Regions from separate parts of the Mus musculus genome. Here region 2 is linked to region 1. A link is a loop called in an ENCODE intact Hi-C map of the cell type or tissue named here. Cell type or tissue: left cerebral cortex. All regions are shown on one strand. Links, peaks and the distances in the headings refer to the core of each region. The heading gives the core; the rest is flanking DNA.

Region 1 (16,490 bases), core at 5,519-13,518:
AATTTAGATTCCAAGGGCAGTCCTTGTGAGCTAAGTTATGTTGAGTGGGAAGTTGTTATTGACAGTAGATTAATTTTATCAAAGAATATACCATTTGTGGAGAGCTGACCATAATCATTCTGGTGGCAGTCCTAGCTCTGCCACCTCGTGACTTCATGACCTTGTGCATTAGGTAGCCTCTATGTGCTCTAGTGTCTCCATCTGCAAAAGTGATCACTGTACTTAACCCACTTAATGGCACTATTATAATGATTAAGAAAGTTAATGGTTGCAACTTTGAAACCAGAAACTGATTCCTATAAAGTATTGGTTACCGATCCTCAGCTTCTTCAGAAGGCTAATTTAAAAGCAGACAGAATTATCAAAGGTGAAGCCTATGCATGATGGGGAAATAGTCAGTGTATTAATCACCTAAAGAATATATCAAATACTCTTCTACATGTATTACATAGACATGTCTGTGGGGAAAATAACTGAATGAAATATCTATTTCTTCTGACAACTTAATACACAGTAAAAGACTCATTTTTAGAATAGGTATCTTTGCTGCAAATGATGGGTCTTCTAGTTTCTTTAATACTATTATAACTTGTGGTATTACTCATTTCCCAGATGAGTTCTTTAACTTGGATTTAATAATGATTCAGTGACTTAACCATGTACAGGGAATGATAACATATCAAGTCCATTTAAAATGAGTTCACATTCATAACATGCTTCCAAATAAAAAGATTAAAAATGTGTATGGATTAGCTGTAACTAATAAATCATTAGTCATAAATCAAGACCCTCCTAGACTCAAAGTCAGCTTCCACTCATCATCAACTATGAACCTAAGCAACATACACACTGTCTGGTACAGTTTACTTGGGATCAAAAGAGTAACACCAGCAGCACCAGCAGTTGTCACTCAGTATCTATATAATATCTAATATGCATTTATTAAAATGGAATTATGTGCCAGGCACTGCTGAGGTTAAATTACAACACAAAAGAAATCGTGTGAGATTTAATTACACTTGTAAGAATTAAGCCTCTTGTCCAAGGTGTAGGAGTTTAAGAAGGAGCAGAGGAAGAGGAGAAGGGAAGGAAGAAGAAGAAAAAAGGAGAAGAAAGAAAGAAAGAAAGAAAGAAAGAAAGAAAGAAAGAAAGAAAGAAAGGAAGGAAGGAAGGAAGGAAGGAAGAAAGGAAAAGAAAAAAGAAAGGAAAAAAGAAAAGAAAAGAAAAGAAAAGAAAAGAAGAAAAGAAAGAAGAGAGAATAAAGGTGATATGGTGATGATGGTGATTGCTATGGTGATATGGTGATGATGATGATTGCTATGGTGATGGAGTGATGATGATGATGACGGTGATGATAATGTTGGTGATGATAACAGACTTGGGAATGATGCATTACTTCTGTTGGGGAAAGTATTCCTGGTTCTTGTCCTCAAAGTTATTGAACTTGGATTTTCATCTCTTGACACAGAATATTTTCATTCAATGAATTATTAAAATGTGTGTTACTCATTACTTCCAATTTGTACTTGATGTTTCTATTTTTACAAGATCTATGCATAGATCTATTCAAGAATGGAGCACCAATGCTTGTCTGAAGTGTTTATATATTTATCATAAAAAGATTATACATATATATTTTTCATGTACATTTACATGCAACAGAGTATATGTGTCCATGCATACATTCATTTGCACAAATATATTGAAATAGCCCCTTATGTGATATTTTGCTTACCACTTTAGCTACACAAAGTCAATTATGATCCAAAAATCATAAAGAGAAATATTCAGAAACAAACAATATGACATATAAAATGGATATGACTACATGTGTGTAACATAACAAAATCTTGTGCTAGCCTTCTCCATCTTGGCTAGAATAGGAAACATCTCTCTTGCCAGCAAATACACTCTATACACAGCCTTTTCATTAGTCCCATTGTGACAGGACTCACCAGAATTATCATATCAGAGTGCTTGTGTCAAAATAAGCATTTTTTAATGACCCCAGTGCAAAAACTCTGATGTTGACAAGTCATATATGCCCCCGAAAACGGTGAAGTACCTGCTTTAAGTGAACAAGGGATTATTCTTGGTTTGCTAAGAGAAGACCAAAAAAAAATTGCTAACAATAAATAGACAGACAGATGATATAAGACAGACAGACAGATAGATAAGAAGTCGCCAAAATCTAGGGCAAGAACAAATCTGTTCATAAAATGAGGAGAAAAATATGTTTGTGACAGTTTAGCTGCCAGATGTTGAGCCTTAAAAGCTATGGCCACAGTGTATCAAAAGTGCTGAGTAGAAAAAGAGAAGGCAAGTCCTTTGTGAGTGTAAAGCATGAGTAAAAATATGTGGTCTACATTTCTAGTTCATCGCTAGTTATTCCTGTAATTTCTTACTGTACCTATTTTCCAAGTTTAACTTTATCATAAATGATATATGTGTAAGTATGGGTCGTTTGGTGCTATAGGAGGTTTTTATGTGTCCACTGGGAAGGGTGATTTGGACTGTATACCTTGCAGAAAAATGGGGACTACTCTGCATGTGTAAGCATGTGCATACACTCATGTGCACACATACAGACTTGGAATGGTAGACACTGTTGCCATGTCGCACAGGAAGCATCAAAGTGTAACATTGAACTGACTGAAGAAGTCCAACGAGGACAATTCCAAACTGATTTGCTTTTATTGAGTTTCTGTTTCTATCCCATCCTCTGCCTTCCACAAATAGCTCTCCTCGCAAAAGTCATTTTGGAAACTTATCTCTCAAAGTTTGTAAAGACATCAATGATTTTAGTTATCTTCACTTAAAGAGAGTAATTTATCATCTAGTCAAGTGTGCCTGTGTCTGCCAGGATAGCTGTGAGCCTACATATATCATACTCAGGAGCTGCGAGGGTTTGCTGTGCTTCCTAGTGTGTATTTGAATACAGAATTCGTTTCGATCTGACATTTTTACCTCGCATCATATTTTTCTGCTAATTAAGTTCCATAAATGCATCCTTTAGCTGTTTGAGCTGTAATAAATTTCTTTCTTGAATTGGCCTTCTGAAAGTCAAAACCAACATTTCGATGAACTGAAATATGAATAATTTCCCTTACACTGTCTTTATTTAGAGCAGTAAAATACTGAAAATAGGTAAAGCTGTTTCACTCAACCCAGAACCTCATCCATGGGGAATGCCCATTGTTGGACTCTGACCCCGCCTCCAGGCCAATGAAAGAGAACAGAATTTCTATTCATAATCTAGAGGCTTAGCAGCGTTATTGGAAAGGATAGTGAGAATATAGTTTTTGTCATGAAAGATTTGGAGTAATTGATCAAACAGATGATTTCTTCAGGAATCGATTTCCTAAAGTCCATATTACAGGGCAAAATAACAAGGCCAATCAAAGGGGAATGACAGTGCAGTATTATTTTTTAATCATGTTATTTCATTGTACTATCTAGGTGAGTAAGCAAGCTACAGGTTAAAAGTAAAGTGACCAAGCAGAAATTGAACATTTTGTTGCTAATGTCAAAGTTAGTATTTTAATAGGTACTTGACACGAGACTCCTCTGCATCCACTGGATCATGAGACATAGATGAGACTGTGTAAATAAGATTAAAGCATTGCCATAGATAAAATATCAGGCATTAACATTGTAGACTCAATTTTACAATAATTTAGCTTCTATGTTTAATGGTCACAGTGATGGGGTCCAGTCCAGATAATGGTGTCCAATGAGCTAATCATGAATTTTATATTCTTCTATCTCATTTCCCCCTAGGCCTTTATAAAGTGGGAATTGCCTTATACATCTTGAATTCATTACCATAATTTGTGTACTATTCTTTGGCTGAAATGAGTTTAAGTAGCATGTTAGCAGAGTTCTTCCTCACTGTGAAGTTAGTGGGCCACCAAGTTAATGTTTTAATAGCATTTATTTTAAAACTATAAAAATGTGATTAGAATTTGTTACCTTTTTACAAAATAATGCCTGAATGAAGACAGACTGTATTCTGAAAATGATTTTTCTTTTTCTATAATAAATATTTTATTGGTCTAAATACCCCAGCACACACACACACACACACACACACACACAAATACACACACAAATGTCACTGGTACAGTTTTTCCTCCTTGATAAAAAAGCCAGCTATTATTTTAAACCCAGAATTATATATTCATGAGCATCCAAATCATCATCTTCATTTTGTAAGTGAGAAATCTGAGATCCACTGTGCTGCTTAGATTGATGATGGTGATGAGAAAGGTATTAGAGTTGTAGCTGGAATGTAGAGTCTGTTTCTGAGACTTCTGGGTAACGACTGAGTCTGCCTTGTTAAAATAGGATGACAATTGACATTTCTTCATTCACCTTGGAAAACTATTCATCCGTCCATAACGCCCTTTCGTTCTTTCTTTCTTTCTCCATGCACAGCATCGTCATGCATCCCTGCAGAGACTATCTCATCTCCTGTAGTGAAGATCGTCTCTGGAAGATGGTGGGCCTCCCACAGGGCAATGTACTTCTTACAGGATCTGGCCACACTGATTGGTTGTCTGGCTGCTGCTTCCATCCGAGGTCAGTGCATACAGCCCCATTCATTCCGGGAACGTGACCATTTGATCTGTTTCCACACTCTGATAGCTTTGAAGGAACAGCTGGTTATGTACTCTGAAATTGTACACCCGACACAGAATGTAGAATATTGTAGATAATTGTGCCTTTGGCTTTCATTATATTAACTATAAATTGGTTACTTTCAGATTGATAACATGTGAAGCCCAGTCCGCCTGCTGACACAGTTAACAAGAGTAACCAGCATTCCAGGACAAGTGTTATTAATGATGCTTATGTGCACCAGCTTTGAGAGGGCACATGGGATCCTAGTCAATAATACATGCCAGCATTTATTGTGTCTCTGTTAATATACAGGTTTTCCTTTTATAATTAAGTTATCCACCTAAAAGAACCAGGAGGCCACAATCCTTTAAAATCCGATGGCATTCAAGATATTAAAGAGAAGTAGGCAGATCTGAGGACACTTCAGTATTCACTGAGCTGTGTTTCCAAACACTCAGACAGTGACAGAAAAGTTGCTATTGAGGATACCAGCCGCACAGAAGCCTATACATACATCCTTAGTATCAGCTTTTGCCAACAAGACTGGCTACTTTCTGATACTTATTCTTATTTTTTTTAATGATTTTTGAATACTCTAATTTCTGCCTATTTCTACGTGGCCTAATTGGTTCTTTGGCTCATTTCTAAACTATTGCATTTGTAACTTCCTTCCTTGGGAAGATTTCTTATTGATTCATTTTCATGTTTTCATCAAGTTCCTTTTTTGCATTAACCAGATTTGAAATTCGATGGAAAAAGTAGTCTTTTTCAGAAACCTGAAAAGGCAATAACAAGATGTTTTTGTTTAATTTTTGAAGACTTCCCAGTGTTTAATTTATCCTTGGTGCTATATGCTTGAACTTAATTTACGAACGTGTCATCGTGTCATCCTTTCCTTATCTGACCAACAGAGCTGTGCCACACTCTCACCTCTGAGAAGCACAGAACCCATCTTGCAAGTAGAGAAAACACAATTAGAAGTGTAGCCTATCACTTCGGTTGCTACTGGGCATACTGATCAGATTTGGATAATGCCCTGTTACCATGACAGCCAGTGACTCAGATATTTTCTCATTAGTGCCTGACCAGCAATGGTCCTTTTAATAGATCTTCCTGTTTCCCCAGTCAATTACTGAAATTAAAATGAGGTTAGATACATCATTATTCACTTTTAATAGGGATTGCCATTCAGTTCTTTCTTATGGCAGGAGGGTTGTGGATGTTGCTGTATGGTCTTTACAGTGCATGAGATGAAAGTAATGGGGGAGCCACACTGTTAAGTGAATGATTTAAATGGCAAATGTTCTGGTATAGGTGAAGAAAGGGGATTATTAAAAACAACCACCAAAAAATGTTTTCGGGTTTTTTTTTAAATTTTCTTGGGGTAGAGATGAATTCTAAAAAAGTTTATAGTTTAGAACTCCAACATTTTATAGTACTTAATATATGTCCATTACCACTGGAGATTGTATGCATGTAAAAAACAGATATAGAGATTCGTGATTTCTGAGATGTAAAATTTGTGACATTTGGTTTTTCACTTTTCCTGCTTAATTTAGTCTATGAAAAAAATATCTTGTTGATAATACTCTCTCTCTCTGTGTGTGTGTGTGTGTGTGTGTGTGTGTGTGTGTGTGTGTGTACACTCATATAACTTGTTGGGAAGAAGAAAGGTCTTAGTGGGAGATAGCATGTGACAAAAATGACTTAAAGTGCCAGGCATGGTGGCGCATGCCTTTAATCCCAGCACTCAGGAGGCAGAGGCAGGCAGATTTCTGAGTTTGAGGCCAGCCTGGTCTACAGAGTGAGTTCCAGGACAGCCAGGGCTACACAGAGAAACCCTATCACGAAACACACAAAACAAACAAACAAACAAACCATCATCAACATCACCATCAACAACAACAACAAAACAAAAACCCACCAAAACAACCCACACACACAGAAGACTTAAAGTCATTATATACGTGTACAAAAATGACCAAATTTTAACAAATTTGTTTTAACCATTCTATTGTAGTACAGCCTGACCTGATGGAGTCGATCAGGGAAGGATTGCACTCGTCCTGTTTCTCACGGCCAGCTGTGGTTGTGTTCTCTTCTGTAGACAAGACCTGGGGTGAAGAATGTCTTAGCATTGGCTTCCATCCTGTTCTAGCTATATAAAAATGAACTTGTAAATTTTCTAATCAATGTGTGTTGCTCTTTTCAATTGGCTTCTACAGCTTTCTGCTGGATACATTCTTAGCCCACTTCAGAGCTACTTTACAAAACATAATTATAGGATGAATCAACTCTTTTCTAAACCTTCTTCTAGGTACACCTCTACCTCCCTTTCCAATTTCAGCTTCCTGTTGTGTTTCTAATATTACCCCAGAATGCAGTTTGCCCTGCTCTTATAGACACAAATATGGGCCAGTCCACTGGAGTGTAATTTCTCTACCAGGGGCCTCACTTTGAATAAAACTGACTCTTCCAGAGTAGCCACGGACTGTCACTTTATCCTTAGTTATGGTTGGAGGTTTAGGACCCCTCGTGCTAGAATAGTGATTGGGTTGATTGTGTGCAGGTCTCACGCAGCTGTAAATGCACAAGTGCAGCTGTCCTGTCACACCAAGAAGACAACATTTCACCCTGGTCCTTGTCCTCCATGGCCTCTGGATCCCATAATTATCTTATTCAGTCTTGGCTGTGATGAAGTTGTCCTGTTTGTGACTGAACATCCCACTAACACTTATTATCTGCATCTTGATCAATCACGCATTTCTCTGTTAACCACAATTGACTGCAAAGGGACATTATCTAATGAGGTTGGAAGGATATAATATGTTATGGTACAATGATAGAAACGTAAAGAGTATTTTGATATGCTGTCCATTTAGCAGAATTAGTAGCAGGTTTACCCCTTAGTCCTATGAGTTTCCAACCCTTGAGTTCTTGATCAGATCTACACTACTAAGCATGGATGTCTTCCTCTGGAGTGAACTTGGAATCCCATCAGAGAACAGTTGGTTTTTCCATAACATTTGAACCACTGTTGCACGTGTGGGTCTAGTTGCCACACTGGTCCTTACTGTAGTTCACACCTTTCACAGCTGGGTAATCCTGCTGAAGATTTCCTCCTACAACCGTCTTCATGATTTCCAACAAGGAGGAAGCTTCCAGGCCAACACCAACATGAGAATCAAGTCCTATTATGTTTGTGGTATCTTGAGAAATAGGATCGTAGAGCCAAGTTCTTGTGACAGCCAAGAGCAGTAAATAGCAGGGCCTACTTTTATTCTAGCACACTGACTTAACCCAAAAATTTTTCAGACACTGGGGCTGGAAAGATGGGTCAGCAGTTAAGGGTGCTTACTGGTTTGGTTCCCAGCACCCATGTCAAGTGGGCTATAACTGCTTCAAACTCCATCTTCAGGGGATCTGATAGCCTCTTCCAGCCTCCACAGTGCCCTCCCATTTAGTATGACAGTTCACCTGACTATCCAAAGTTTGTCTTTGTTTCCTGTTCCTAAATTGACAGCAAACATCTCAAACACATAAACAGTGTAACAGATTTCACAGTGTTAGCACTAGGCAGAGGAGCGCTACAAATAAAATAAATAATGTCTCCTGAAGTTTCAAATAATAGAGTCAAAAATAGAGCAGACAGAAGACCTTCAAAGAAGACTCACTAATGACTAAATTCATAGCCATTAGACTAAAATACTAAAACCTTGGAGATATAGTCTGTAAAGTAATCAAAATTACACCAAGTAGAGGAATTAATAACATTAAATATATTCAAATAGTATAGTAGATTGACCTTCTACTTCATTAATTGGGCATATTAAAAGCTTTAGGACATTCATGATTTTTTTATTTAAAATTTTTATTTTTTGATAACTTCATACATGAGTACTATATTTATAACATATCTATCCCTCCTCTGCCCTCTTAATTTTTGTTTGCTTGTTTGTTTGATTGATTGATTGTTGTTTTTCCGAGACAGGGTTTCTTTGTATAGCCCTGGCTGTCCTGGAACTCACTTTGTAGACCAGGCTGTCCTCGAACCCAGAAACCCACCTGCCTCTGCTTCCCAAGTGCTGTGATTAAAGGCGTGCACCACCACCGCCCGGCTTCCTCCTCTGCCCTCTTATTCATGCCCTCTAAATTCATGATCTCTTATTCTTTAACCATTATTGTTTCATATATGTGTGTTATATTCAATAGCATATGTGTTTAGAATTAATAAGTTGATATTAAATAACCTGTCAGGGAATTTGCTTCTAGAGAAAACAAGACGCACATGTTTGAAAGACAGGGAGAATGCAGAGAAGCCAACATTAAAGACCTTTATATGTTACGAGATCATAGATATTGAAACACACTTTAGATGATTACATAGGCCCAAGCCCTTCAGCCTCCCAAACTACACATGTTTGCACAAATCTCCCAAACCTTGTGTTGAAATGACAACAGAAGCAGGTGTTGAAACTGTCAGAAATGATGACCATCGGACGCTGTGAATCCAAAACTGAGTGACTGCAGCAGCGTATAGTCAAAGGGTAAAATCATAGACAATCATCAAGTTGAAACTGAAGCAAGCAACTGCTTGTTCTGATTTTCAAGGTTTCAAGGTGTAGTGAAAGCTAATCTCCAGGTATGGTTTATTCCATACATGTTGGCTGCATTTGTTTTTCCTTAACTATTATTTACTAAATAATTAGATTTTTCTTCTTTGTGGGCAATTTGAGTGTGTTTGGGCTTGCGCATGGGGTGGCAGGTGGCGTGCTCGTCTATGTGCAGGTACATGAAGTCATTTGCATGGGAAGCCAGAGGAAAATGTTGGGTGCCTTCCTTGATTACTCTCTGCCTTCTGCCTGTTCCTTTAACACTAAGCTTCCCAGTGTTTTGGCTGGAGAGGTTGGCCCCTCAGACAATGCAAGTACCCATGGCAATGCCCCAGCTTTTCCCTGGAGCCTCGAGATCTGAACTCAGGTCCTTATGCTTGCACACACACACACACACACACACACACACACACACCAGCCAAGCTTTAGTCTTTATCAAGTCAAGATATTATTATTCCCACACTCATCATTGCCAGATATTCCTTACATTAAATTGGCTCTGTATGACTGTACTTTCCATAAGTGCCTTAGTGGGATTCCTGTTGAAAACTTGGGGGGAAAAAAACATAGGTAACTCATTTTAGAGAATATCCCGATGTTACCTCACGGTTACCACTAGATGGCGATCGTGCATCGATAAGGGAAAAAAACCCTTTGCATTTACTCGGAAGACTGATGAATTGGCTGTGGAAAGTAATTCATCAGTTGCTGAAAATGATGAATGAGTGGAAAGATGAGAGGAACGTGCACTGAACCGTCTTTACACTATTGAAGGAGAGAAATGGATGATACCAGGAGGTGGGAATGTAACCTCACTCCAGTGGGAACTAGAGGTTACACCTCGAAGCCATTCAGAGCCACCATTTCAGGTGCACATATTAGAATCCTTGATACAGCTGCTGTTCACCTTACTGGGTTTCTTGACTATGGCATGTTAGTTATGAAGATGTCTCTTTTGTAAGTTGATTTCGGGGACATGTGCTCTATCAACTACACGAATGTTATCACCTGGCAACTGTATGCTTAATGAGTAATGGTTAGCTTCTCTAACCTGTATTTCTTGATTGGACTCGAGAATTTAGCTCAGCCATCACCCTGGGTCCTGCACGTCAATGCGGTGCTGAGAAGGAGAGAACCCATTGTAATGTCTGAGTTATACATCATTCACCACCCGGAAGCTGGTGTGAAGCCCCAGCTTTCCCCAAATTAAACAGGGAGTCACAAGCTGAGAAACAAAGGAACACAATAACCGTTTTTTTTTAAATGTATGCTATGCAGCTATTCTTAAGTCTTAAGATGCATATATTATTTTTAAGAGTTTGCCAAATTCATGACTTTTAAAAATAAATTTTACACACAGAGAGGATTCTGCATCTTCTTTTCTTTAGATTTAGGTTATATTTAGAAACCCTTTAACATCTACAGAATTGCTTTTCAGTGTTCGATGCCTTCCTTGATTGCTCTCTGTTCTCTGCCTTGTTTCCTTAAGATTGAGCTTGAAGCTTCCTGGTGTTCTGGCTGGAGAGGCTGGCCCAGAGGATCCGCCTATTTCCTTCCTACCTTCCCCCAACTGCGGACAATACAGGTGCCCATGGCAGAGCCCTAGCGCCTATGTTTTAGGAAGTTAACGTGTAGAGCCTGCCCTATCAGTGCCCCCTTTATTGCAGCCCTGGGCTACTGGAATGCAGGATTGCAGCCGTCTGCAGATGCAGTGTATTAGCAGGCTACTGATGTTCTTAGTTGACCATGACCTTTAGCAGGACACCGTTGGCTACCATCCGTGTAGTTCTGAATGTAAACAAGGTGTCCGGCTTTGGGATGTTCTGCCGAATATTTAATGCTCATTGTGAGAAACAGCAATGCATCTCCCCATAGCTCTCTATAAATAAAAGCAGTGGGATTAGTGGCTTAAACAATTTCACGACACTACATTTTCTTCTGCGTCCACTGCCTGAGGCAGAAACGGAGCTTACGGCATCCTGCCCGTATGCGCTGATTTATGAATTAAGGATAAATGGCCCTATGTTTAATATCCCATAGTAACTTGCCTCTGTGTAAATTGCCTACTCGGCTATTTAAATAGTGCTTGAGACCATAGTCTGAAGGATGCTAGATTGCCAACTTCAGACAAGAAGAGAGAGGTCCCTGTCTCTCCCGGGCTGAGCGGGATGGCACGTGTTGATGGCCCAAAAGAAACACACAGAAACTGAACTTCATGGCATCAGCCTCTCGATGACATAAGTTGGGGACATGGGGAGGGGGATTTTTGGTGGGATAAGATGACGTAGGAAACAGGAAAGGGTGACGGAGGGTATGGAATGACTGACAGGGCCAATGGCAAAGCTCTACATCAGCAACGGCAGGGCAGAAGAAGGGCCAAACAGGTCTTGCTGAGTCATCCTGATACAGAAATGACCACTCAAGCCAGGCTTAGGTTTGTCCTCAAGGCCCAAACCAGGGCCAAAATGGGGCCCAACACTAGATAAGTATATCACTTTGTTACTTTACAAAATAACGCAGGGTAACTTTTGTATTTGGTGAAAGTATAAAACCAAGAGTCCAACTTTGCAAGCACATGGATTCGACACCTACCTAGAGCCGTGGAATCCTGCTCTGTCTTCACCGACAGATGCTGCCCCAATCCAAAGCCCCCAGCAGATTATTGAAAAGATTATTTTGACATTCACTTATAAAACAATTCCATTCCACTCTATATTATCTGAAAAAAAATGTGTGTTTTACTTCTGTTCTTGGTAAGATTTGTCACGTTTATGTGAACAGACTTAGCACAGGGGACAATAATGTACTTTAAATATTATTGTTGTCAGGTCTTAAAAGTAACGCATGAGAGTAAAGCTATGAGAAAAATATTTCACATATTCCCACTGCCCATTAAAAATGATATTCCTGAAGAGTCAACATTGTAAAAATTAACTCATGCATATTTTTAGAAAGTAGGTCATCTTGAGTTATTTAATTATCAGACACAGTATGCTTTATTCACTCACACTATATGTATGTATTAGTTGTTTTTTTAATATTCAATCAGTATTGCAGAAGGAAATTCAATTGGAGAGTAAGCCTTTAGATCCATCTGTTCTGGAAGACTGGGCTTAAATGTTGATAGCAGTTAGCACTTGAGGAGCGAGTATCTGATGTGTGTCATGAATTGCAAGTGCAAATGAGGAGAACTCTGTGTTTCCCCAGTGAAACTTCCTCATTTATACACAGGACAGTTGATCCCACTGTACCCCTGTGGTTGAATGGAGAGCATATGACTGAGTTAAGATCAGTGAAATCCAAATGGAAGGGTGACTTCCAGCTTTGGCAACTGAAGCACAAAGTGGCCTAACTTCCTTCTGCAGTAGATTGTGATATGGTCAAGATAAATAAATCTTTGTGGTATGTGTCAAGTGGAATGCCGTGTCTGCTGTAACTGCTACTGTTAATTATTTAATAGTAAAATGTTATATGTAGCAGAGAGAAAGCCTTGAGGATTTTCTTCACTAAGTCACTAAATCTGGTTGCTTACTGATGCAGTCTTCGAGTCAGACATATTTTTGGTGTAAAGATGACAAGAGCCTGGCCTGTCACTTTTCTTCATCTGTGAGAGTCTACACTCATGTCTGAGAGCGGGGATAAGTTGTCTCATAAATTCTCAGGACTGTTGCATGGGGAAATAGTCCTGATCTATGCACAGCACTTGGCACAGTCTGATGCACAAGGGGAATATTACTAAATTTCATTATTGCTCTTTTCCTCAAGATCCTAATGTAGGCCCAGTTTTCTCAAAAACTATACTGTTTTCAAGCCTACTGGACTTCTTTTTTCTTCTGGTAAGAAAATAGCAAACCCTAGGAATGTCATAAGCTCATTAAATACAAGGTCTGAGTCACATCTATCCTTGTGTTCCCACCTCTTCTGTGGGGTTCCTGAGCTCTGGGGAAAGGGATGTGATGGAAACATCCCATTTAAAGATGAAGTGTTCCAAGGTCTGTCTGTCTGTCTGTCTGTCTGTCTGTCTCTCTCTCTCTCTCTCTCTCTCTCTCCATTGCCTTTGTGGAACTCCGAATTTGCTCCCATCTGCTGCAGAAGGAACCCTGTCTGGTGAGGGATGTACAAGGCACTGATCTATGCTAATAGCAGAGTGTCAATAGGAGTGGCTTTATTGCTGTTTTTTTTTTTTTTTTTTTTAACAACAGTAGTAGTTGGCTTTACACTAAGTACTTGGGCTATCTAGTCTCATTTCCTTGATCATGTAAGAACTGTCTGGTACAGCTTTTGTCTCATCAGGAGGGCTTTACGTAAAATCATATATAGGTTGGTTACCCCCCCCCCCAAGTGTTGGGCTACCATTGCAGTAGTAGAGTATCTCATAGGCCCGACATCATTGTCTATCAGAGGCTTTGTGCCTGGCTTGGTTTTTACTATCTCTTTTGCTATCAATCAGAGTACCTTCTTGTTTGAATGATGCTAGATGGTAGGGATGACAGCTGTATGTAGGCAGCAGCTTAACTTCTCGTGTTCCATGAATTGTGAAATTGTTTTGTCAATGAGGTCTTGCTGTGGATTTATGGAGAATAATCTATAGCCATCACAACTGCCTGGATTTTTGGGGATTCCCATGGAATACCCTTTGGCTAACAACTCAATTATATGTAATCCAATGCTGGTACTGAAAGCATCATTTGGTGATAAGAGATAGTCAGTTGGGACTCTGGCTCCCCATTACTTGGTGACTTCATTTAGATTGCCTTTCTATATGTACATATTTTAGGAATCTTCTATTGTATTAATTTTTCTTACAGCTCTTCAGATAACCCTTAATTTTAGCTTTCTACCTCATATTTCCTCCCTTACCCCCCCCACTTCTCTCCCCCCACTTGATCTTCTTATTTAGTACCCTCTGGTCATTCATTACTACTCTATTTTCCTTTTCTATAAAGATATATCTTTCCTCTTTAGTCCCTTATTCCATTCTTAACCTCTGTGGGTTTATGGGTTATAGTTTATTGCCATTAACTTAAGAGCTAATATCCACACATATACATACCATATTTGTCTTTCTGGGTCTAGTATACCTGACTTGGAATGATTTCTTTTTCTAGTTCCATCCATTTATATGGAGATTTCATTATTTTATTAAAAAAAGAAGCTGAGTAATACCCCATTGTGTAAATGTACCACATTTTAAGTGTCATTGGTTCAGGAGTCTATGCATCTAATAATCATCAAGAAGTAATATACAAAATTAGTGAAAATAGAAAAACCTGAGGCAAGATAAAACAGTGGATAAAGTCGCTGGCCACCTAACCTGATGATGGATGTATTGGATCTGTGAGACCCCATGGTGGAAGGAGAGAACTGACTGCTGCAAGTTGTACACACACACACACACACACACACACACACACACACACAGATGCACAGTCACTCACATGCATACAGGCATACAGGAACACATGCACACATCCAAATATAACCAAAATTTATAATATGGAAATCGACTTAAAATTCTCTGATGATAAAAGACATTGTCAACTAATTATATAGTGCCTTAAAAAATCTCATGTTAAAAAGCTTAGTTTATAAAGATAAGCAATAGAAATATATTTTAAAACTATAGTTTTTGTTATTCACCATACTAAAATTGTAGGCAAGAAGCAAAAGCCAAATATACTTATCCACTCCCATAATCATATGCACATAGCTTGGGAGGTAGAAACAGGAAGATCAGAAAGCCAATGTTTGCCTTAACTACATAGTAGTTTGAGGACAGTCTGTACTAGAAGCCACATTCTAGACTTAGCATTACTCTTGGTTGTAGCATGCTGTTTGGTTTTTGTTAGTATCTTCCTAGGAATAAGTCAGTGGAATATGTAGTCCATCCTTCATCTGGTTATAGCAATTCTTTCGAGGTTAGTTTATTGGCCAGTTGACATCAGATACTTTGAATAAATCATGCACTCATTCATTGAGTCATCCTGTGGGTGCTGAAATACAACAACATTACTATGGAGGTACACTGCTTTTCTCTGACCTTTGCTTCAGCTTGTTCTCTTCTTCAAGGTTATCTGTGGATGAATGACTCCATCCCCACAAAGCTTTCCTAAGCATAAGCATGACCCTCCATGTCCTTCTGTTTTCTGCTTTCTGAGAGGCATGGCAGAACATTTCTTGATGACCTACTACATTTTATTTTGCAGATTTTCTATCTGGGAAGAGCGTTAAGTCAACACACATGACAAGAAAATTACTCCTGGTTATTACTCAGATGTTTCTTGAATGCATGTTTCTTGGACTAGTTAAGTTCTGGAATTGGAAAAGAGGAAACTCAATCGGCTGAGAAATACTTAAAGAAATGTTCAGTAGCCTTAACCACCAGGGAAATGCAAATCAAAGCTACTTTGAGTTTCCATCTTACACCAGATGTCAGAATGGTTAAGATCAATTAAAAAAGTGACAGTTCCTGCTGGTGCAGATGTGGGGTAAGAAGACACTCACTCATTGCTGGTGGGAGTGTGCAAACTATGAAAATCAGTATGAGGCTTCCTTAGGAATGTAGGATCAGTATAACTCAAGATCTAAGCATAAAACTCGGGCATATACCAAAGGATACTTCATCCTACCACAACCCTACCATTGTGCAATCATATTTATTGCTCCTCAATTGATAACACTGAGAAATTTGAAACAATCTAGTTATCCCTCAACAAAAGAATACATTTTTTCTCTTTGTTTTTCTCGCAGGGATAAAATTAAAAACCAGTTTTTTCTTTTGTAATTAACATTTGTAAAAGTATTTGGTGACACTTGTAGCTTGCTTGCAGATTTTAACTGGACTCATCCAACTGATACATGGAAAAATGCCAATAGTTATCATTCTTTTAAATTTAGCCATCCCAGTTCATTCTTGCACACCATCTTCCTGTGGAAGACATGGGAGCAACCTCAGATAATTTCATCCTTTGTCAGCTCCTTGCTTGATGCTTACCCAATCACTTGTCTTCTCTGTGTATGGCTCATCTTAAAAGAGCTTTAATTGGATCTATATAATAATGAGTCACATCCATTGCGATAAAATATTATGAACAAGACAACTTATAGAAGAAAGATTTTAATTTAGGGATCACAGGTTCTTGAGGGTTAGAGACCATTTTCATTATAGTGGGGAATAAGGCAGCAAGCATAATTCTGGAACATCATTATCTTATATCTTTATTGACAAGTAAGAAGCAGAGTGAGAGGAACTGG
Region 2 (16,490 bases), core at 4,262-12,261, 450 kb after region 1:
ACAGTTCATAGAAGAAAGCACCTGTTCACAAATTTCTTCATTTGCTTTCTCCTAACAGGAGGAACATATTTTGAAAGCAACACACTATAGGAAAGATTAAAGTTTTGTTAATTCACCAACTGCTTTTTACAAATTTTGGGGAGTGTCAATGAACTGTCTCCCTAAGATGGACATAGATTTGCACAAAAGACAAGAATTAGTTTATCTTTGTAATTACTTCTTGTGAAAAACATATAAAACCTACATGAGAGTAACATTTGACTACTTAATAAGTAGCTTTTCACAAAACTAAGTGACACTGTGTTTTGTCTTCAACACTCCATCTGGTTGTATTTAAATGCATCATGTGCACGAGCATAAATATAACATAAACATCTTTTTTAGTCTCAAGCACCACAGTAGGACAGTGAGATTTAACCTGCTGGAATGATTATAATTTTTATGACATAAGCTACCAAGAGAAAATTTTAATCTATTGTTTATTTTTTCACACATTTTAATATTATAATGCCACATTGTCTCCATTCAAGCAGTATTTTCTACAAAAACAAAAGTTAGATCTCTTTAGCAAGAATAGGCATAGTTCAAAAGTACTGAAAAAGTTTATAAATTATTACTGTCTCTTAGACCAGTTAATTCTTAATATTTTAAAGAAGCATTATATTCATCAACAATAGGATGAGAAATAAACTAGATTGCATTTCATATCTCTTTCAATGGTGTTTTTGAAATTCTGAGTAATGACCTAGGTTGAGCCATTAATGCAAATCCCCCAAACTTAAGTAGTTTCTTGATACTTCTCATTTTGAGGCATCTTTTAAAGAAACAACAGATGCCTCTCCACATGCATTCAAAAAATCAATATAATTAATCAATAACACTCTCCACAGGTAATAAATGCTGAGAAGCATTTCTGCCTATCTGTATTGATCGAGAGAATTGCTTCAAATTGGTTCTGATGTGTATAAAAATCATTTCCTTATTGATCAAAGCCTGCCGTCCTCTCTCTGATATGTTATTTCATACCAGGTCCACAATTGTTTTAGTCTCCATTCTTGTACTTGTGATAAATAAATTTCCTGTGATCTGTGTATGAGATTAATTTGAATGAAATAGAAAATGAGTATTTTGTGTCCTTTAGGAGAACATATTACTCAAAATTCAACCAAAGCATGAATAATCATGAGAAATTATTGTACTTATTCTAATGAGAAATAGAATGATGGATTTCATTCACATTTTCATTATGCATGATAAGCTTAAAAGTTTTGACTAGGCTAATGATTCTTATAGCAGATTTCTGTTCCTACAACTACAGGCATCTGATCTAGGATGGCATTTCTAGTAAAGAAACAATAGAAAGGTGCATATTTTTAGCCAAATTTAATCCATAATCTTGCTATCAAGCTGTATTTCTATAACATATTATGATAACATCTTCAAAACATTTAGCACCTATGTAACTTCTCTGCTAAAAATGCGTGTAAATATGTAGATACCAATAGTAATGAACATGTCTTCAAAATTAATTTTCTGAACAAAAATATTTGATCTTTTAATAGAAAAGAATTTATTAAGCCTCATTATAAAGGATCCATGTAACAGTTGCCCTAACAGTACCTGATAATGGGTAACTCACAAGAGGAAATATTATTGATCGATTAAAGAGTTCTCCAATGTAGCTCAGGCCCTAACTGAGCACATTACCCACTGCTGTGAGTTATTCTTCGAACAACAACCAAAAAGAAAAAAATAAAAAAAATCGAAGATCTCTGTCACCATTATTTAGAGAATCTTATAACCGAACCACCTCTTTTACTTTTCTGGGTGTTCCATTACAAAATGACGTGGGTACACTTCCACAGGAACATTAGTAAACAACTGCATTCTTGAAACATGACTTGACTAAAACAATTTCTTCATGCCAGTGGCTTTTGCTTTGAATCCATGAAACATGAATTGTCCATAATGACAATTGAAGTCTAGTTGACTTTCTCAATCTAGACAATTAATTTTACTTTAGTACTGAAGAGACATTTTATCATATGAAAACAAACCAGGTTGAAATCATTCAACAAAACAAAGAAAAACAGAAAATGGCTGCTCTTCTTGGGAACAATAGGCATAAAGAAGTAGATTACGTATCTTTGCTGTATTAGAATAGCTGTTCACACAGTATTTGGGAAAAGCTGAGGGGGTGCTTGCTGCAGATAAGACACATGAGAATGTGAATATCTTGTTTTTCACTGAGCAAAAATAAATGATAATTCCTATATAGCATGTGAATATTGAATAGTTACCCAAAGTTATAGAAATGAATTTTCTGATTGCCAAAGGACTATAGATCCTGGGAATGTTGGATGCTCTTCAAGATGTCAAAGAATAAATGCAACTCTCCTAAGTCCCAATAGAGTACACAATCAATAGCAATAGCAATAGAGTATACAATCAGATCCTTGGAGCTTATACATGCCATTAAGGTAGCACAAAATGAGTATCTTTAAATGTTTTTTATTATCCAATCAAAATTCATTTTACAGTATTTCCTAGGAAAATACATAGGTCCAGATGGAAACTGGAACTGTGAGCACAAGGGTGTTTACTCTAAGTCATGCTGAAATTTAGTAAAAGAAGCTTAATCACAATGGGAAGATGACATTGAGCCAATCAATGAAAACTCACCCAGAGGTATTAAAGCATGATGCAGGGGGTAAGAACATGAGCCTCAGCGTCATAGGGATCCCATATCCGGATTCTACTGATCATATAATGTTTGTCCTTGGTGAAGTTGCTTTAATCTTTCTAAACTTCATTTTTGTTCTCAACAAGTCTAAGTATATCCCAGTACTGTCCAACAGAAAGATAACTGTAAATGTGATTCTAGTCATATTTTCCAAAAGGTGAAAATAATAATTATTTTAATATACTGCACCTGCTTCAAATATAAATCAAAGTTTATTTTAGCAAATATCATATATTTGAAGTGAGATTATATGTGATCAACATAAAGCTATCAATGAAGTACATGAGATTATTTGTTCATGGGAAATCTTTTAAATCAGGTGAGCATTTTACAAACATAATGCACTCCAGTTCTTCTAGTTGAATTTCAAATGCATAGCACAGGTATGGGGTAGGTAACCTACCCCATAAGGTTGTTGTCCTGCTAAAATTACTTAGGGCAATGCTTGGAAACACTAAGTCTTAACACTAGTAGTTGTGACAACTTTAATTATTACCCACTGTGAGTATTGATTGCAGTGCTCTCCTTGTTAAGTGTTAAGTGCATAGGTATTTGGCATGGCCAAGAATGTAGAACACATACATTGCTGACCATATCTTTTAGGACCTTGTTACCATGTGAAAGGTACAAATAATATGATGCTCATATTCCCAGGAAAAGGAACTTTAAAGATACGCTGTACCAATCTATTTAAGAAAATCACTCTAAATGGGTTTTAGTGGATGGCTTGACTTTTGTCAGGAAGATATAGCCAGGGAACATGCAGATAGCTAAGGAAAATATTCCATAGGGTACATTAATAAAATTAAGAGTTCAAAGGTGGTAAGACTATACTTGACTGTGCAATGTGAGTTTAAATCAACCACAGAATATTTAAAAGCATACCAAGATGCTTGACATCCTCCATTGTCAAAATAGAAATGGTGAAATGCACCTACCTAGGAGCTGAACACTAACAGCCGCATGACATGGTGATTTCTGTTAAGAACATGGATATTAGTTTCAGAGATTTACAAGGTAGTAAAGCTGACACTGTATGAAACAATTGAGGTTGAGGTTGACATGGATGGTAAGTGGAAGACTTACGTCTTACTTAAGCACTTAGGAATATTGTTGCATTCAGAGAAAAATCCCAAAATAAGTATCACAGTTAACCTGAGCCTTAATTTGTGAGAGAAACCCCAATGCCTGTGAATGTGTATGTGCATCTCTGGTTGTACATGTGTACATGTGTATGTGTGTGTGCACACATATGTACATGCATTTATTTGTGTGTGGGTGTGTGCATTTATATGTATGTGTGTGTGTGTCACTTTTACCTTGAGTTTCCCAGAGTTTCCGTCATTTGTCCTGAATGAAGGCTTTCTGCATCCTAGGGTTGAGTGAAGACCATGGAATATAACGTGTAGGACTCTACTCTTTCTGTACCTTATTTTACACAGGCATAAATGCAATAGAAATAGAACCATATGCTTTTTATAAGAATATACCAAAATATATTTGTACTCTCACAGCAAGCTATAACTTCAGGGAAGCATGTCTTAAGCACTAATTATACCAAGTCCTATGACTGATTAAAATATTGGGGTAATGACAGGATGGAGAGCTATTGACATTGGGGAAGATTTGTCTGGGTGAGGAAGGGAGTTAAGAATAAAAAAGCTTGCCTGGCAGTGGTGCTTCATACCTTTAATCCCAGAACTCAGAAAGCAGAGGAAGGTGGATCTCTGAGAGTTTGAGGCCAACCTGTTCTACAGAGCAAGTTCCAGGATGCTCAAGATTACACAGAGAAACCCTGTCTCAAAAAAACAAAACAACAACCAAAAAAATTGTTTTAAAGCTTAAGATAACTCCTGATAACCTTCGTGGTATGCTTTCTAAACCAAATTGAATTTCCACACAAATAGGTATCAAAAGTTCATTAAAAATTCTTCAGTTTGAAGGAGTGCCAATATTCTTTACAGCAGAGTTGAATTTTAATAATAGCATTCACCAACATGCAAAGTTTCATAAAGTATTTGTACATAGTTTTTTAAAAATGCTAATATTTTATTTGTATATTATGTTAGTGTGGGATGAAAAGTTTAATAGTAGTTTAACTACATGATTTTACACTAAAACAAAATGATCCCTCTCTATCTTATATGTTACTTCATATCTCATATTTTAAAGAGAATGTGATAAAAATGATGCCCAAGTGACTATGTCATATCTCTGTTATTTTGTGACAAATCCAATTGAAACTACTTTATTTTAGAGGGTATTATTGTAACTATTTTTCTCTTCTAAAAAATACCACTTGTTACTACAATATAAATAAGTTTTATTGTTGAGATGAAGCTATATATTCGTCGGGCGTGGTGGCGCACGCCTTTAATCCCAGCACTTGGGAGGCAGAGGCAGGAGACCAGCCTTGTCTACAGAGTGAGTTCCAGGATAGCCAGGGCTACACAAAGAAACTCTGTCTCAAAACAAACAAACAAACAAACAAAAGCTATATATTCACTTGAAACAAATTTGTGAAAAATCCACAAATGTATAAATATCAATTATTTCATTTGGAAACAGAGATTAGAAGAAACTTAGTTCCGAACCCAATGGAATTTGCAAATTCATCAGTAAAGTAAAATGAAATTATCTTCACTGATAAAAATAAATGTCAATTATGGTTTGGAGACACACAAATGAAAAGTACTCATAATCTCCCACTGTTGATAAACATTGATGTGTGTGTGTATGTATGTATATATAATATATATGTAATTATTATAAGATTAATCTTCTCCAAAATTAAGGGTTGTTTTTTTACTTGATGAAAAATTTGGGCCATCTAGTCTCCTAGGTGTAACAAATAAATAAAACAAGTCATTTTATGTAACAGGTGTTTAAGAATAGCATGTTTTATTTTAAAATTACTATGTATTAACGTCTGTGTTTCAGTAGGTTGTGAAAGTAGACAAGGGGAGGAGATGGGAAGAGAAGATCTTGAGGGAGATTGAGGAGGTGACAGTAGAAGCCATGTGACATGACAGCAAGATGAGCCCTTACAGGCAGGAACGTGACCAGGCAGGCCAGGGAAGTGGGGACAGGGAATTGGGGTTCAATTATATGAATGAGGCAAAATGATATATGTTTGAAAAAGTCATAATGAAAACCATTACTTGCTAACTCAAAAACCTAGTAAAAATGCCTAACTTTGTGAAGGTGTTTATTTTTAATTAACATTGATAAACTATATTATATTTTTTCAGACCTATTGTATATATTTTGGAATATGTACAATCATAATTTGATATGTACTTAAAAGCAGACATGAATATAAATTTATGATCTATTTTTACCCCTTCATGTTTATTTACCTTTCTTTAATTTTTGAGATTATGATTTCAACATTGCTCCTTTCCTTTTCTTCCCTCCATGCCCTCCAATGTCTCTCTTTGTTCTCTTTCAAATTCATAGCCTCCCCTTTCATTAATTTTTATTGCATGCATATGTGTATATGGATGTATATGTATATTCTTAACACAGTCTCTATAGTGTTACTTGTATGTATGTTTTCAGGGTTGACCATTTGGTTGTAGATAACCCAGTGGGTGCCCTCTTCCCTGGAGAAGACTATTTCTCCCACTTCTAACATTCCTTAATTGTCTGTGGTTCCATGTATGTGAGGTTGAAGCCCTTCATAGCCTAGAGAATAAACAACTTTAACATGAGTAATGTTACCTCAAGTTTCACATAAGTTATTTTGACACTATTTCAAATTATATTTCTATATTATTTATTATTCCATTGATGATTTTATAGTATACATATTTAAAGATATGCTAGCTTGGTGATGGTGCACATGTGTGCCATGAAACACATAAGGAGATCAGAGAACAACATCCAGCAGTGTGTTCTAGTGTTATAACTTTATTTATAGAACATATGTACTATGTAGCCATATGTTGTGTCACTGTTGGGGTAGGTGTGTCACTGTGGGTGTAGGCTTTAATACCCTCATCCTAGCTGCCTGGAAGTAAGTCAGTATACTGCTAGCAGTCTCCAGATGAAGATATAGAACTCTCAGCTCCTCCTGCACCATGCCTGCAGGAATGCTGCCATGCTCCTGTCTTGATGATAATTTACTGAACCTCTGAACCTATAAGCCAGCCCCAGTTAAATGTTCTTTTTAAGAGTTGCTTTGGTCATGGTGTCTGTTCATAGCAGTAAAACCCTAAGACACCCTCTGAATGTTTTTAAATCTGACTTTTATAGATGTGACCACAACAAAAGCAATCATTTGTAGCAATATCCTTCTCTTCATTGGCTTTGGTTCTAAACACTTTAAAATCCCATACCCCTCCATGGCTGTTGTATAAAAAGTGCAAGGAAAAAAAACTCTTTTGTTTGAGTTTCAGGAAAGCCAAAACAGCAGTTGCCTATAGAATGAATCTAGAAGGGAAGTCAGTGTGCAACCCCACTGTCAGCAAAGACTTAGTAGAAGAGGGTTTATAATAGATATTCACATCTGCTGTTTTGGACACTCTAATCCATCCTAAGGTTGTTTGCTGTGTCAGTTTTCGTTCTAGACAAAGAAGCTGAGTCTTATAAAGGTTTGTAAATAGACCATATTTATCATGGTTAACTTTACCCATAAAACACCTCTCTGTTTCATAGGCAGTATGACTTTTCAGGGGCAGCACGTGATGAAATACTTCACCGTGCTTTTCTTGGTGAACTCTTACTGTGTGACAGACACATTCTCTTTTAAGTTGTGTCACCTACCCAAACTCTGTCCAGAAGGCATGGCTGATACGATGTCATCTGGACACAGTGGAGATGTGCTGGTTACAAGTCTCTAGATTTGGAATGTTTCTGCTGGAATATCAGCTCCTTGCATACATGGTAAACAGCTCACTCAGCCTTCCCAAGCCTCTTACTTCCTTTATACAGTAGAATTACTGCTCTTTCTTCTACTATTGGGTCCTCCTAAGAATTGTACAACAAATACTCAGTGTGGTATCAGATGCCAAAAGAGTTTTAGTAAGTTTTAAACACTGTTGTTGGGATGGTAATACACCAATAAGCACGATTAGATAACCCAATGCTTAATACTTGGGTTCTAAGGTCAGGTGAGCATATTCTATTAATTCTTCTTGCTTCCAAATGTCAAGATAGTTTCCTACTGGAATTTATCAAAAAATTATTAATCAAAATTATGTTATTTTAATTATTTGGTACTTACTAAAAATGCTTTCAAATGATGAAAATTCTATACACTAAATTTGGATTATTTTAATTTGCAAGATTTCAGAAATTTAAGTTAATGGTCATGTAATTTCGAGGTAGAAATACTTACTGTTTTCATTTCAACTCCAAAGAAATTGTGTTGAATTCATAAATATCTCAACTGTTACAGATTTATACAATGATTTAGCAGAATTATAATAAATATGTTTAAAGAAGGTAAATACATTTTACATTTTCTAGGATAAATACCTATAGATATATCTACTTGAAGCATATGTCCTATTTTCCATTTAGATAACTATTGCTTTAAATTATTTTAACATATTCATTTACAAAATAGTTGTCTTCTTTAGTTGCTCTCAATCTCAACTCAAAATGATCTGTCAATCATAAATATAAGGAGAATGTTGGGGCATATAATAACTTCTGAATGTTAAGCAAGTAGAGCTTTTATCCTAAATGTATCTTATGGCTCAAATTATTTTTTATAGATTGAAGTTAGTTCATATTTAATGAGAGCCAAGCATAAAAATGAGTCTCTTGAATCACAACCGAAACAGGATAAAATGTTGTATTGTTTACATACTGTGACTGCTTGAGATAAACCTCCATTTCCCTCTTTTCCAGGTCGAGTTTTAGCTCAGGCGAGTGCCAACGGGATTATCCATTTGCTGGATCTTAAATCGGGGCAAATTCACAAACTGGTGGGCCACGAGAGTGAAGTGCACAGTGTGGTGTTTTCCCACCTGGGGGAAAATCTGTATTCTGGAGGCTCTGACGGCACCATTCGGTTGTGGATCTGATCAGCAATAGCACACCCTGATGCAAAGGGCATTCCCTCTAAGGCTTAAAAATGTTTCATATAGTCTGCTCAAATGCCAGCAAGTAACTGGTTAAAATGACCAATAAATAAAATATTTGTTTTAAAACAAGCTTTGGGTGAATAATATATGGACCATACTATCTCAAATAAAAATTATAACTTTTTGTTCATTTTTCTGTGTGTGTGTTTTTTTTTCACCCAGAATCTTTCACTTTCTCATCCGGTTATGAATTTAGAGACAGGGCATCCTTGCTAGGAGGTTGGAAGAAACAGCTTTACAATGACGCCTAATGACAGACTAGATGAATTACAAGACATTGATTTTTAACGTTAGAGAACAAACTGCAGGAAAACGCGGCTACTTTTTTTTTTTTTTTAAATCAAACCCAAGCTGCAGAAGACCCAAAGTTGAATTATGTATAGCACAAGGAAAATCTTTCTATATCCAGAGGGCCAAATAGAGTCAGAAAGCATACAGTTTCACAGATTCTTTGACAATGAGTGTGCTTTATATATTAGTAATAACCAACGACTGCAGATGGCTTAAATCTAAAGGCAAGTCCCTGGAACTTTCATCTCTGCAGCCCATGCAAGAATGCATTAGATAAAATTAACATCTTTCTAATTTTTATTGTGATTTAAATGCAAATAAGTATCTTGCATGCAGAAACTCCCCCCTCCCGACACACACCCCATGCTCGCTCTCATCAGCTGTATCAAGTGACTGCCTTAGACAACACTACAGCCTGGTCCGCGGAAGCAGCTGGGGGTTTCGACCAAGCTGGGCTCAGAAGCCAGTTGTTGGCGCTGTCCGTGGTGCTGAGGAATTCCCGGCTGCCGGCAGGATGAGCTCCGAATCAGCAGTCTGCAAACTGCTCACAGCGATGCCAAACCCCAGTTAAAGTTGCGCCTTTGCTTCACATCCACAGTTAGAATCTTCTGGTGTGTGAGGAGGGATTCAGTCAACATACTGTGGACGATGCTGATGCTTCTGCTGGTGGAGTGGGCTTTAAGCTTCAGTATGCTGTTTCTGTTTGTGATCCTCAGAGCCTAGCCAAGTCACCTCTACTGCCGTAGCAAACACTGTGTAAGTGAACTCATGTGTGGAGGAGGCGTAATCAGCCAGGAAATTTCATAGAAGGATCTAAGAAAATGCTAAAAATAAGTTCAACATGATTCTGCTACCAGGGTCCGGATTTCCACAGGACCAGCATTGCTTCTTGCTTTGAATTCTGAAGACAGGTCCAAAGCATATTTCTTATGTGTGTCTGCTGTGTTTCTCTCTGGAAGGGTGGGAGACTGCTTCTTGGCTGTGTTTTGAAATGGGAAATAGAGAGGATGGATTGCCTTTAATTCATGCCTGAAAATGCATTCTTTGGGTGACTAAAGAGGACCGGCTTACCTAAGAGATACCTGACCTTTAAGTTCAGATTGGTCTGTGACCCCCAGCACCACCGTTAACCTCAGAGTGACTAGGTAAGTGAATCTTATGACATGAGTTGTGCTTGCTTTCTCAGAGAAATAGATGCAGTCATTTTAAATCATATGTAGCAATACAGGGAGGGGGTAAAGTTTAGCTGGGAAGTGAGCCTCAGTTTAGCAGTGTTTGCATTCTGATTTGAAAAATCTTCAGATAATGCTGCTGTTGTATTTCCCTAACCTCCCTATTTTTAAATAGTATTCTAAATGGTATTTATTATAAGGAAGGTTCTTTTGAAAATAGCCTAAGAACTTTGTTTCATTATTCACATATTCCTCATAATAAAAGCATGCTTAATGTTAATATGAAGAAAAAACCCCACCCTTCTATCTATCTTGCAGTTTACATTTACTGTAACCTTGCACATTAATGCCTACCTGTGGCTTACAAAATGATTCTTTTCTGCCTGGGTCATTTTAAAAGCAGAATCCTGTCTGTATTTCACATGGCTTTTCTTGCATGTATTGATAGCTGCCGCTGGACAATGTGAGGAGGCACGGTAGCTTCCTTGCCTTGCAAGATAAACTTTCTATATATGTGAGAAGTGCATCAATGCTTTAATTAGTAAAACATATATATGCCTTTCCAGAAGCTTCTCCTCTGTTTGTGGCCTCTGTAGTAATTTAGAAGAATAAAAATGCTTTGTCAAAGGGAGCTTCCAGTTTCTCAAGTAGAATTGTAGGTTTGCATTTTCTTGTTCTGTCATGACTCATTATTTTTGACATATTTTAGGGGAAATCTATCTCCTTTATCATTACCCCAAAGGAATTCACCCAAAAGAAATTCTAATATCAGAGAATATTGGAGGAATACTAATATCAACCTTGTCTGAAAAGAGAACGTGAATACATTGCCTTCCATTTTACTATTACTCTAATTTGCATATCTAACTTAGGATGCAAATATATTCTAAGAGGTTATGAAGTTTCCTAATATCATCTTCATCATATTTAATTATCATAGTTGTATGCTAGCTTGAAAAGAAGTGGTTTTTCACTGTTTTTAGCATACTTTGGAAATAAAACATTGAATGAAACTTAGACATCATAAAATACTCTACATACAATCTTAGTGATATTGGCAGAAAGCCAATAGCATTTAAATGATGAATTAAATATTTTACAACGATTTTCCTTATCTGTTCCTCCCCAAAATCATAGTTTCCCCAGAACCTTTACATAAGTTAGCTGCTCTAAATATTCAAATAAAACCTCATTACCAATATTTACTACCAAATACTAACACTCAGGGAGCCTACAACAGTTATTGCTACACAGATAATAAGGCATATAGTCTGTGAATGCCCATGTTTCATTATTAAGAAACTTCCACAGAAAGTTTTTTTCCTGACATCTTTGTCTAAATTAACTCAATGAAAATATATTTTCAGTAGCATGTGAATATTATTCATATTATATGTGAATATTATTCATATTACATGTGAATATTATTCATATTACATGGAAAGGATCAACTTCAAATATGACATGGTTATTAGATCCCCATGGCTATAAAAAGTTGTAGATATATCTTTCCTGCCCACTAGGAGCTTACCTCTTGCATAAAAATAATGATGTGTAACAAGAGTAGAAATGACTGTCTTTAACAAATCCACATAAATAAATTTTAATTTTTGTATCATGTAGATATATTTTCTCTTATTCACCATGATTTGTTGTGCTACTTCTTATATTCAGTGTGTTACAATCCAGAATATGGGCATGTGAATGAAAGCTTCTGTACTGGATCCATCTCATTTAAACTTGCATCCAGCTGCTGTTTAAAAAGTTCCTTTGCTTTTAGAATTTAATGCTTGACCCTAATTTCTTGTTTTTTATGCAAGTTACTATAACATCTACATTCTATTACTGACTCATCTAGTTCAAAGAAAACTAGGGATGTAATTTCAAATATCCATGAGCTATATACCAGTAACTACTTGCAATCACCCTTTAAGGCTCAATAAAACTACTTCTTACAATGTACAAAGAGCCAGACCATTGAAACTCAAAGGCAAATTACAACCTGAAGGCCCCAAAATAAAATAACTCCATAAATTAACTTTATTGAAACATATATTGCCAAAGTCCACTATTCAAACTTTACAATAAAGTATAGGCAGTTGGATGAACTTAGTTGATTTGAAGTCTCAGTGTCTTCCAAATTGAATCCATACAAATGATTTAAAAGCATGGGCTTAACTGCATCTTTATTATCTTTTATATGTCAAATTATCTTTTAAATATTTATTTTCAGCCCACCCCTCTTGCATTCCCATGGAAGGAGCTGAGTGTGTTTAATATTAGGAGAACATCCAGAAGTCTGTGAGGAGGGGGATGGCTCTTCATATTCATGAAGCTTGCATACTTCTATTGGTCATCCCTGGATTGGTCACCTCTGCTGCCATCAGTCACGAAGACTATCCTGCTGATGAAGGTGACCAGGCTTCCAGTAATGACAATCTGATCTTTGATGACTATCGAGGGAAAGGGTGTGTGGATGACAGCGGCTTTGTATACAAGTTGGGAGAACGGTTTTTCCCGGGGCATTCCAACTGTCCGTGTGTCTGTGCCCTAGATGGACCTGTCTGTGACCAGCCAGAATGCCCTAAAATTCATCCGAAATGTACAAAGGTGGAACACAATGGATGCTGTCCCGAATGTAAAGAAGTGAAAAACTTTTGTGAATATCATGGGAAAAATTACAAAATCTTGGAGGAATTTAAGGTATGAGTTACCCTCCATATTTATTGAATTCTAATTTTCACTATAACATGCTTAGCAAATCTAGAAAGCATATAATTATATGCCTTTATGTAGATATGCACCATGGTTGACAGAAAATCCTGTTGGTTTATTGGTCAATATTTCACGGTAATTTTTTTTTTCAGAAATGTTTAATATCTTCTCATTTTTAACACTCAAAACCATTCTGTGTTTTTACAAAATATGTTTTGAAGACTGATGGTTTGGAGGATGCATCTGTTAAATTAATTGTCATATTGTTAATTTTCTGGCTTATTAGTCTGTATTGGGAGCCATTTACCAATGGCCTTGACATATTTGTCTACTGTGTAGACTTGTACATGCTACAGAAAAGCACTCAGAGCTGTGATCTCTACATCAAGAAATGACACTGGGCCTTCTTGTTTTAGAACATAGTTCAGCAGTCTGCTCATCCAATGTTTTATTCACAGGGCTTCATAAAGAACTGAATTTTTATCATGGCCTTCAAAACAGAGAAGTCAACTTTTCAATTATATGACACTTAGTTTTCCTTTCATCCTTCATGTCTTATTTTCAAATAACATGGAGTTTGCTTTTATTTCTTCTGGAGTTCTCTTTTATCTGGTGGCTAATTTTAATTAGAATGTCCTACAAGCTATATGAGTCTGGGGAGCATGAATTAATATATCAAGAATATCTTACTTAATTGTAATGACAGTTTGTGTCTTGGAGTATCTTTCATGCTGAAAGCTTAATATGAAAGCGTCTTATTTTATCAAAGTTCTGTGACATAGGGTTTATAGCATTGCAGGTAAGAAACAGGCACAGCTGATTTTAAGTTTGCTTGTTTAAATTTGGAAAGGAATGTTCAGTTTGTAGACCTGAACTAACTACTCTTTCTACAAAGTAAAATGGTGGCAGGAATCAGCATGTGGCAGAAAGATTTGAAGTGTCATCATTTGGGAGTTTGGAGTGTGGCTGTTTTATTATATTCATCCCATTCTGGGCTATGAGTTCAAACTTGTCCCAGTTTATACAGGAATGCCTGGATTTTGTGCCACATTCTATTGCCTATGAGGAAAAGGGGTTTTAATGCTTAGAGCAACTTTGTTAGATGTGTTATTCTAGAGATTTTTCTTTTGTGTATTGTAAAATTTTGCTATGCAGTTATTAAGAAGTAAAAGCTAGAGACTTTAGTAAAGCTATCCTGACACCAAGTGACAGTTAAGAGCATACTATCATATAGTGACTAATGGCAATATTGCCTTTAAAATATTGTATACAGTTTGGCATAAGTTTGTTTTGCTTCCAGGTAGTGAAGGTAAATATAGTATTTAACACATTATAGTTTGTAGAGCCATGAACAAAATCTGTGGCAATTCCTATCTAATGTACACATATATGTATAGTAGAATTTTTCTGGAAATAATATCTAGCTCAAACCAAGATCACAAGAGATAGTTTTTGGTAGATAACACTCGGCAATCAGCATTTAATATATGAAACAATTGATAGTCTGGTTTATGAATTTAGTCAACTTACCCTTCTATATACTAGATTTACTTAAACAAAAATATAACTTTAAGAGCTAGAGAGATTGTTCAGTGGTTAGGAGCACCAGCTGCTCTTCCAGGGAATCTGGGTTTGTTTCTCAGCACCTACATGGCAGCCCACCATCTCTACCTCCAATCTCAGGTCATTCAACACCCTCTTCTGGCCTCCTCAGGTACCAGGCATGCCTGTGGTACACTGACACACATGCAGGCCAGCACTCATGCACATAATAAATAAAAATGTTAAAAAGGTACCTGTGTTACCACCTCAGACAACACAATACATATGAACGAAACATTAATTATTCTTGTGCTTCTAGTTATAGCCCCAACATAGTGTAATTCTTCATGCAACATCCCTTAATAGCAAAGCACATATACCTTTCTCTGTCAAAGGATTATTAAATATATATTTTTTAAAATTTCTCTATCACAAAGGCATGGCCACAGAAATATGTAGATATTATCTAGGGCAAACTTGTGGAATGTGGAACTAAGACCAAGAAAGTTTGTTACCTCCCTCACAAAATCATCCATCTGTTTAACCTGTTTCTTAATACCACTTTCTTGCGATTAAATCTACTCAACTTCCCAAAGCACTTTTATGTCAAGGTCAGAAACAGCTGGATTTGAAGCCCAAATTCCTCAGTGAGATGTAAGATCTGGCCCACAATAGTAAGACCATAAAATAGTCATTGTAATGATTAGCTCCCTTATAAAGAGATGCTAAAATATATTTAATGAAATCATTAGCCCTAGGACAATGAGAACATTTGAGTTGAATAGAGAGTTCTTCTTCATTCTCTGTCATTCTCAAATAGGCAGGTATTTACTCTAGTTTCTAAATTTTTCTGAGTCTTTACTTATATTTTATAAATAAAATTCAGCTTTAAAATAATTTCAGATAAAGTAATTTAATATCTTCTATAAATGTTGTACTTGGCCATATGAACTATACAACTAAGCAAACACTAGACAAATTCTATCATCTTCACTTGTTCCCAACTTCCTCACCAGGAACAAGTAACCAATATTTAAAGATTCACAAAACTTCTTTATAATGCTGCTGATACATCATTGAGGACATTGTAATATGAGATATTCTTTACAATAATATATTCATCCAAAGAGCATATGTTATACTGTTTACTATGAAGATACTATACAGTCGCTTGTTCTGGAAATCAAAGCATCTAGAAGCTAATGTGCTAACAAGAAAGGCATGATTAATGTACAACTCAAATGAAAAGAAAAACAGTCACAATTGAGTTAATGGACTAAGTGTGCTGGCATACACTTGCAATCTAAGCATTTTTGAATCAGAGACAGGGGGGTCATGGGTTCACAAGGCCAGCCACACAACGAGACCCTAATTTACAAAATATAAATGACATTCCTTTCATTTATGACTACAATGCCAGTATCTGCCCAAGACTTAGGATGTGAAATGCTTATCAACATAGCATGAGTCTGCCAAAAACAAAAACAAAACAAAACAAAACAAACAAACAAACAAAAACCAACATCAACAACTTCTTTCTTCAAGATGGTCAATGTTGGGCTGTCTTTTAAAATGATCAAAGTTGATATGGGGATATCAAAATTCCCAAAGAGGGAGAAACTTCTGGAGCAAAGACAGAGCCTGGGAAGAGCGAGGCCTGAAGAAGATGCAAGGGTGTGAATACCAAGATCTGCGGCTGGCTCTGAGGCTGTGGTGTGTGCCAACGTTAGGAGGAAGCCATTAGAGCATCTGTCCACAGCGTTTAAGATTAGACTTAAATATGATTTTATTCCCCAAACAACATCAGGAAAAGAGATACAACTGGAAAATTATAAACATTCCTGGGGGGGGGGGGATCCATTTCCCTTTCTATGTATTTCTCATGTATGTAAACTTCAAAAGTAGTTTAGAATTTCAAAAGCAAAGATCAAG

The links. Hi-C counts contacts between places; a loop is a spot of excess contacts. Peaks named below come from ENCODE experiments on the same cell type or tissue, not always from the same donor. Only the 100,000 strongest peaks of a DNase experiment are listed, where the experiment ranks them.
Region 2: a loop joins it to region 1, with 2.9 times the contacts of the local background. A loop is called at or near these places in 4 of 42 quality-filtered maps.

The regions. Positions count from the first base shown.
Region 1 is chr1:70,260,469-70,276,958 of GRCm38, forward strand. It overlaps Spag16 (sperm associated antigen 16), which reads left to right. Exons shown (of 17, transcript NM_029160.3): 12 at 4,438-4,581. Among named protein-coding and RNA genes, the nearest start is that of Gm23879, 310 kb to the left of the region's middle. In left cerebral cortex, for the core only: a CTCF peak has its summit at 9,852 (motif pointing right); DNase peaks (open chromatin) are centred at 5,670, 9,878 and 11,028.
Region 2 is chr1:70,716,165-70,732,654 of GRCm38, forward strand. It overlaps Spag16 (sperm associated antigen 16), which reads left to right. Exons shown (of 17, transcript NM_029160.3): 17 at 8,603-8,968. The coding sequence ends at 8,778. Vwc2l (von Willebrand factor C domain-containing protein 2-like) reads left to right here and starts at 9,551. Exons shown (of 4, transcript NM_177164.3): 1 at 9,551-10,274; 2 at 12,535-13,004. The coding sequence starts at 12,615. In left cerebral cortex, for the core only: a CTCF peak has its summit at 9,107; DNase peaks (open chromatin) are centred at 9,139 and 9,731; H3K4me3 peaks cover 2,370 bases; H3K27ac peaks cover 1,023 bases.